Regions from separate parts of the Homo sapiens genome. Here region 2 is linked to region 1. Evidence: read pairs that join two places in POLR2A ChIA-PET (ENCODE). Cell type or tissue: B cell. All regions are shown on one strand. Each heading gives the region's core, and the rest is flanking DNA. Links, peaks and the distances in the headings are about the cores only.

The links. Peaks named below come from ENCODE experiments on the same cell type or tissue, not always from the same donor. Only the 100,000 strongest peaks of a DNase experiment are listed, where the experiment ranks them.
Region 2: POLR2A ChIA-PET joins it to region 1 with 5 read pairs; 2 of 35 experiments call an interaction of 5 or more read pairs at or near these places.

The regions. Positions count from the first base shown.
Region 1 is chr10:96,800,724-96,805,127 of GRCh38, reverse strand. No RefSeq gene overlaps it. Among named protein-coding and RNA genes, the nearest start is that of MIR607, 26 kb to the left of the region's middle. In B cell, for the core only: no CTCF peak of the experiment used is centred there; no DNase peak of the experiment used is centred there.
Region 2 is chr10:96,693,139-96,697,542 of GRCh38, reverse strand. The region is part of intron 2 of PIK3AP1 (phosphoinositide-3-kinase adaptor protein 1); the gene reads left to right. Among named protein-coding and RNA genes, the nearest start is that of PIK3AP1, 25 kb to the left of the region's middle. RefSeq lists a silencer at 1,985-2,034. In B cell, for the core only: no CTCF peak of the experiment used is centred there; a DNase peak (open chromatin) is centred at 2,042; H3K4me3 peaks cover 2,652 bases; H3K27ac peaks cover 4,000 bases.

The DNA of each region.
Region 1 (4,404 bases), core at 149-4,148:
ATAAGCCTTCAGGATCCCCAAAGAGTAAGATAAATACCTCTGTTCTTACAATAAGAAACAGAGATCAGCAAACATAAGAAAAAATGTCAGTGTGATTAAGTTAGAACAACAAACAACAGATTTAGACCTCCATGGTCTTCAAATATGGGAATTATAATATTCAAATTATAAAATAGCTTTATATGAAATACTATGAATTTTTAAATGGAATTACAAAACAAGCAACAAAGACGGTCATAAATAATTGGAATTTTTAAAATAGAAATAAACAATGTATGTGAAAATGAAAAATATAATTGTTGACATTTTAAAACCTCATAAAGCCATGGCTGAAACTGCAGATTACACATGGATGAAAGGAGAATTATATCATGGAAGCTGAATCTGAATAAATTACCTAGAATGTAATAGAGAAAACAAGAAGATGGAAATTATAAAAGTGGGATTAACAGATGTGCAAAATAGAATAAATCTAATTTATGAATATCTGGGAGATTAGTGAGAATATAGAAAAAGGAATAATTAAAGGATTAATGATTATTTTTCAATTCTGATGAAAGATATAAATTTATGAATGCCCAAAACATGATTTATAGCAAGCTTGATAAATAAAAAGGACTCTAGTCTGGGCATGGTGGCTCACGCCTATAATCCTAGCACTTTGGGAGGCCAAGGCAGTCATAGCACTTGAGTCCAGGAGTTTGAGACCAGCCTGGGCAACACAGCAAAACTCCATCTATACAAAAAATACAAAAATTAGCCATATGTGGTGGCACACATCTGTACTCCCAGCTACTTGGGAGGCTGAGTTGGCTTGGCAGGTTGAGGCTGCAGTGAGCTGAGATTTTTGCCACTGCACTCCAGCCTGGGTGACAAAATGAGACCCTGTCTCAAAAAAAAAAAAAAAAAACGAAAAAAAAAAAAGTTCAAAAAGGACTCTAGACCTAGATACCTTATAGTAAAACTCCAGAGAACAAAGGTAAACATATTTTAAAAGCATCTTTTTTTTTTTTTTTAAGATGGAGTCTTGCTCTGTTGCACAGGCTGGAGTGCAGTGGCGCGATCTCGGCTCACTGCAAGCTCCGCCTCCCAGGTTCACGCCATTCTCCTGCCTCAGCCTCCCGAGTAGCTGGGACTACAGGCGCCCGCCACCACGCCCGGCTAATTTTTTTTGTATTTTTAGTAGAGACGGGGTTTCACTGTGGTCTCGATCTCCTGACCTTGTGATCCACCCACCTTGGCCTCCCAAAGTGCTGGGATTACAGGCGTGAGCCACAGCACCCGCCCTTTAAAAGCATCTTTAAAAAAAATTTCCTATTGATGAATGACAACTAGACTACAGATTTCATAACAACAAAGGTAGAAAATATATTTATCAATAATATCTTCAATGTGCTAAAAAAATCATTAACTGTCAACCTGGAATTAGATAAATCATTGTCCACTTTGAATTATGTACCTAGAAGAATTATCTTTCAGGAATGAGGGAAAAATACAGCTATTTTGAGGCTAACAACATCTGAGAGAATCTGCCACAGCTGACCTTCACCAAAAGAATGTCTAAAAAATGACTTCAGGAAGAAGAAAAACGGTCTCAGAATGAAAACCCAAGATCCAGAAAGTGATAGTGAGGAAAGAAAGTGATGCAATCACCCGACAGGTTCCTCCTGCCTGCTGCACAGACAAAATCACTGAGGCCTGCCACTGAGACCATGGCATTGCAGTGGAGAAAGAATTCAGTTGACCCAAGGCCAGCCCATGAAGGACAACTGGAGTTATCACCCTGATCAATCTCCCTGAAGGCTCAGAGCTTAGGGATTTTGTGGACAATTTGGTGGGCAGGGGGCTAGGGAATGGGTGCTGCAGCTTGGTTGGGGATGAAAACATAGGGATGTGGAAACTATCCTCATGAGATGAGCTGAGTCTGCCTCTGGGTGGGACCACAGGACCAGCTGAGTCACGGCTCAGGAGTCTGGGTGGGGTCAATATGAAAAACATCTCAAAAAAGACCAATCTTGGGTTCTACACTATAGATAACATCTAGAGTGATGTTATCTATAGGAGCAATTGGGAAAGTGACAACTCTTGTGACCTTTGGCCACATGACCCATGAGCAGTAAGGGATTATAGAAACTGTGTCTACATCTAAAAGAAAGAAAGAAAGAGAGAGAGAAAGAAAGAAAAAGAAAGAGAAAGAAAGAAGGAAAGGAAGAAAAAGAAAGGAAGGAAGGAAGGAAGGAAAGAAAGGAAAGGAAGAAAAAGAAAAAGAAAGAAAGGAAAGAAGGAAGGAAGAAAGGAAAGAAAGAAAGAAAGAAAGAAAGAAAGAAAGAAAGAAAGAAAGAAAGAAAGAAAGAAACTAACTATGTCTACATCTTATAAGAGTTCAGACCTTTACCATAATCCTATTCCTGTGGCCTTTCATTAGTCTGACAAAGGTGGTTTTTGGCCCCTGAGCAAGGAAGGGGTTAGTTTTAGGGAAGGACTGTTATGATCCTTGTTTTCAAGTTAAACTCTAAACTAAATTCCTCCCAAAGTTAGCAGTTAAAATTCAGAGATTATCAGATTGTTATAAAATGAATGCCCATTGCAAAGGATTTGGAAAAAGAAAGAAGAAAGAATAATTAATTTTAATTTTAAAAAAAAGAAGCAAAGAAGAAAAAAAAATGCCAAGGCTTTCTAGATGTGGCCATGATGAAGTAACAGGTATTAGGCTTACTCTTCCATCAGAAACAACAAAATTGGCAAATATATGAAGCGACTGTATCTAGGCATTGAACAACAGATAGTGCTTCCTGTGATCTTTGAGAAAAATGCAAATACATGAAATGTGCTCCGTATTCAACACAGCTTTCTGCCCGGGCACACTTTCCAAACCAGGGTGCAGAGAGGTGAAGCCTAATTAGAATACAAATATGTTGCTGAGCTGAAGAAGCAGAGATCAGAGTTCCAAATGGTGGTAGTGGCTGTAATTTTTGAGCGGAATAGAAGAAAGTAGAGGTGTACACAGAAAAGGAGCTCAAGAAATACAAAGGGATTCCCTTAGTCTTTGGCTGAATACTAAGTGGTACATGCACAAGAAAACATCCACAAATTCTGGCAGAAAACAGCTACTGGTGGGTTGCAAGAAGAGAGATAACTTGGAGTCGCTGGGAGAGTGTAGGAATACCAAATTATAGTTCTGAATAGAAAAAAGTACAGAGAGTCTCTCTGAGCCTACACTGGCTTCAGAGCCTGCCTGATTAAAAAAAAAAAAAAGGCTGGGAGCGGTGGCTCACGTCTGTAATCCCAGCACTTTAGGAGGGTGGATCACTTGAGGTCAGGAGTTTGAGACCCTCCCTTTCTGTTTCTCTCTCTCTCGCTCTCTCTCTCTCTGCCTGTTTCTCTCCTTCTCTCTCTGTCTGTCTCTGTCTTTCTCTGTCTGTCTCTTTCTCTGTCTGTCTCTTTCTCTCTGTCTCTGTCTCTCTCTCTCTCTCTCTGCCTGTCTCACTGTGTCTGTCTTCTGTCTCATTCTCTTTCTCTGTCTGTCTGTCTCTCTCTCTCCCTTCCTGTCTGTTTCGGTGAAACCCTGTCTCTAGCAAAAAAAGAAAAAAATATATATATGTATATATACACACACATATGTATATACACACATATGTATATATGTATATACACACACTTATATACGTATACACACATATGTATATACGTATATACACACATGTATATACGTATACACACATGTATATACGTATACACACATGTATATACGTATACACACACGTGTGCATGTATGTATACACACACGTGTGTATATGTGTGCGTGTGTATACACACATATGTGTATATGTGTACATGTGTGTACACACACATATGTGTATATGTGTGCATGCGTGTATACACACATCTATGTATATACACATATATGTATATATGCATATATGTGCATGTGTATATATATACACACGCATGTGTATATACACACATATATGTGTGTATACACATATATACACACATATATGTGTGTATATACATACATACACACATACGTGTGTATATACATACATACACACACATACATACGAAAATTAGCTGGTGTGATGGCACATGCCTGTAATCCCAGCTACCTGGGAGGCTGAGACCTTGGCTTACTGCAAGCTCAGCCTCCCGGGTTCACGCCATTCTCCTGCCTTGACCTCCTGAGTAGCTGGGACTACAGCTGCCTGCCACCATGTCCAGCTAATTTTTGTATTTTTAGTAGAGACAAGGTTTCACTGTGTTAGCCAGGATGGTCTCCATCTCCTGACCTCGTGATCCGCCCGCCTCGGCCTCCCAAAGTACTGGGATTACAGGCCTGAGCCACTGCGCCCAGCCGGTCATAGGTAGATTTTAAAATTTTCTGATTGGCTATTGGTTGAAAGAGTT
Region 2 (4,404 bases), core at 168-4,167, 110 kb after region 1:
CTATGTTGCCCAGGCTAGTCTCGAACTCCTGGACTGAAGCAGTCCTCCCCTTGTCCTCCCAAAGTGTTGTGATGACAGGCATGAGCCACCACACCCAGCCTGTTTTACTTTTAGTTAGGAATTTTGAAGAGAAAAATGATAGACTCTAGAGGAAGATGTTGGGCTTGCACTCAGATAATCCAAGTAGGGTACACTTCAAGTTAAGTTCGCGTGTACAGACCTGGTGGCCTTTTTCCTTAGCTTCATTAGGGTGATGTGATAAGTGGAAGCAACATGGTATTGGTTTGTGTTATTGCTGTAATGACTGCACCGTCACTCACTCGGGGTGGGCTAATACCTATAACGAGAGAACAGCTACTTATCACGGAGTCATATTTTGACTCTTGTCAAATTTAGGCTGATGTCTTCTTAGGTTACTACAATCTTTATGACAATCAGTAAGAGAATAAGGGTGTGTATTTCCAGATTACAGAAACTGGTTGAGCCACCTGAGGCAATTCACTTGGCCACTCTGTATCTATTTTTGTTCTCTTTAAAATGCTTATGGGAAAAATATGTTGACATCTCAGACATTTACAACCATGAAATTTCTTAATTCCAACTATGTGTGATTTTACATACCTTGCATTTCATTACTGGGTCTCGATCTAATATTTTTCCAAATCCTATCAAGGTATGGTAGTGTATTCACTTCAGCTAACAAATTATCCTTCACAATAGAATTTTAAATGAAACTTTAAATGCATTAATAATAACTTTCTGTTTATGGACATTAGCTCAAGTTGAGTCTTAGGAGTATATCACATTATACCATTATCTGTGTGGATATGAAGGAATGTATGTATTTAACATTTTACATGTACTGTTTACTATGGTCTGCATGAAGATTTATGCATGTGGGTTCATAGAAAGATAATGGGGGCAGAGGAAATGGGGGTAAATATGCATTACAGAATGGGTTTGTTAATTTCCCTGTTATTACAGGATGTTTTCGCAGCTTTTCAATTTGGTTTCCACCAGCCATTCACATGACCCAGAGTAGGTCTGAGATGGCCCAGGAAAGAGGATGATTTAATGCCTTAAATGATTCTTGATCTGCCCATTGGAGAAATTATTGAAACCACAATAGGGCTTGTCATATGGTCTTCATTCTGGGCAGAAAATTTTCAGTTTCAGCCAGTTTGGTAAAATTTAGACTGAAATAGGACAGTTGGTTTTCTAAGACACAGAAAAATTAACAAAATCAGTAATTGATCAAAATTGCCTGTTCTGTGGGGAAAAACTTGGGGACTTTTAAAATTTTCACTGTTTACGTTTAGAAAAACAATACTGGTCTCTTACTGACAATGTTTTATGTGTGGTAGATGCCTAGTAAATGGTGGTTGGATGGATGACTGGAGGAGTGAGTATATTCATGAGTTATTATCCATTTTCCTAACTCTTGGGACCATTTTGAATGTCCCAGTTGCAGAAAAGATGTCCCTCCCATGAGCATCTTATGTAGAGGCTTGATGCCCTTTGGATTGTCAACCATTTCCATGGAGCAAATTTGTCTTCGGTAACATAGGGTGTTTCTAAACAGAAAATTACTCTTCAAGTTCAAACAGGAGCCTACACAGCACATGTATTTTTCTGTGTCCATACTTAAAAATGTGCCAGATACAACAACCTGTCCCACAGAAGAATTAAGTATGCCAGTCTAGGAGCTAGTTAACAATTGGAATTGTTAGTTCCTTGGGATATGTATAGGTCTGTCTCTGCAGAGATTAAATTGGCTGTGTCTTTTTTTTTTTTTAAAGGAGAGCATAAAAGTGAGGCAATCTATAGAGTTTTGGAGGAAACCTCTAGAATTGGGTTAGTCATTTTGGGAATTCCTTGGTACTTTTTCTTCTGGGTTTATAACTTCTGAATATGTGCATCTTCTCCATCACCATTAAGAAGTCAGACCATCTTAGGTTCTTATTTAAGAAAATGCTGGTTGAATATGCCTATTTTGTCTACCAGCTTGCCAGTTTCACAGACTGCTGGTTTACTCTCCAACATCTGATAACACAGGAAATAGCGGGGGAGGCTGATGATGAAATGAAAATGCTCTACTTTTAAATTAGACTAAAATAAGTTTCTTTTTACATGTACAGCTAATGTTTGAGGCTGTAGTTGCAGTTAAAGCTTGCAATAAGATAGGAAGGACGTTCATCATAACTAGCAGATAGAATAATATTAGCACTAGCAGTTGACTCGGCTTTTAGAGCATGTGAAATGTGGGAAAACATTTCTGTTGCAGGATCTGGCATTTAGTATTCCAAACAGAACCAACCTGTTAACTTGTTCTGAACCAGGGTTTTCCTTTTATTTTCTAAAATTTTCTGAATATCCTTGCTCAAAGCCTGAGTTTGTTGCCAGAAAAGATCTCTGACTGTGATTGTGTTTTTGTGTTATAGATTTTTTTCTGGAAAAATGTAATGCTGAAATAACTGTATAGTTATTTGGCAGACTAAATATTTATTTTTATTTTGTAGTCACTTGAATTAGGAATCCCCGTAGGTTATAGAAATCCTTTAAAACAGTGTTTTGCCCTAGTCTTTCCCATGGTCCGGGGCATGCATGTGATTAAAACTTGCCCATACTCTGCAAAACAATCTAGCTTTAGAGTCTTTGATGGGGAAACAGAGGCAAGAAGCCATTGAGTCAACAAGATGGAAATATGGAATATGAACATTAGAAAAGGGCCAGTGCAGCACTTTGGGAGGCTGAGGCGGGAGGATTGCTTGAGCCCAGGAGTTTGAGACCAGCCTGGGCAATATAGCAAGACCTCCATCTCTACAAAAATAAAGTAAAATAATTATCTAGGCGTGGTGGCATGCACCTGTGGTCCCAGCTACTTGAGAGACTGAGGTGGGAGGATCGCTTGAGCTCAGGAATCCAAGACTTCAGTGAGCTAGGACAGCCCCACTGCACTCCAGCCTAGGCAACAGAGGGAGACCCTGAAAAAAAAAAAAAAAAGAAAGAAAGGAGGGAGAGAAGGGAAGCGAAGGGGAGGGGAAGGGAGGGGAGGGGAGGGAAGGGAAAAGGAAACTTTGGGATCATCTGGACTAATCCCTTTAGTTTAAAATGAACAAAGTAGGACCCAGAGGGGTTAGATGACTTGCCCAGTATTACACAGTTAGTGGCATAGATGAGACTGTAAATTTATGTTTATATTCATCAAATATTTATTGAGTTTATGGAGTGTCTGCCATGGGTGCAGCACTGTGCAAGATCCAGGGGAGACTTGATGAAAAAGTCAGATGCACCCCCTGCCATTGTGAAGTTTATGTGTCCTAGCAGGAGAGGGACACTAAACAGTGTTACCCTATTACTTAATGCCAGGAGTATCCAGAGGTATGAAGGATGCTCCCTTTGAATCATAAAGCAGACCTGAGATATCATGGGGGCCTCTTTGATAGGTCCTTACAGCATCCTTTAAAGAAAAAAATGACTGTCCTGAGCAACCATCTTGAAAAAGAGAAGAAAAGGCCCAGCTTGTAATTATGGCAAATGTTACATGCTTGGCTATTTAATGGTATCCTAGAGCCCAGGTTAACTATGGCTTTCAGGCAGGGCAGTCATTTTTTCATAGTAGTAATTAGGACTATCTAAACTTTTAGAGTAGCTTTATTCAAGCACTTAATTTTAAAATTAGCATTTTACTTCTTAAGTTTGTAGACAGCAGTGATGCTGATGTGCATATATTAATATGTTCCCGCAGTTTGCAGATTTTACATTCTAAATGTGTGTCTGTTGCAAAGTAATAAGGATCAATATAAAATTCTGCACAGAGTCCAACAGTTGCACAAGAACAGGATAAAGGGATATGTATTTTAAGAGTAGCATATGTAAGATCTGGTGGCTTTAGTTGAAGACATGAGTCAACAGAGCAATGTCACTTCCAAGAAAGTGTTACGTGAAGGTTTATGAACAGAAGTATTGGCATCAGAGAAGAAGCTCTTCCTCTACCCTGCATTTGTCAGCTTATCTGGAGAAGTATTCAACATTTTAGTGGCAGGCTGAACGAGGAGTACACACACAAATCATCCATCCATCCATCCATCCATCCATCCACTCATCTATCTATCCAACTATTCATCTTTCCATCTATCCATCCAGTTATCCATCCGTCTGTCCATCTGTCCAGCCATCCATTCATTTATTCGCCCATTTTGTTTATTGTCCCTTTAACAGAATGGAAGCCTCCCTCAGAAGAGCAGGGTGGGGTGGGAAGTTGGGGGGATTGCTCACTGCTGTCTTCCTGGGGCCTGTAACAGTACTTGACATGGCAGGCCCTCAATAAATTGTTGAACGACTGAATAGAATGAATGTGAGAATTTCAAATTCTGTCAGATGAGAAATAGTTGAAGGAAGTGA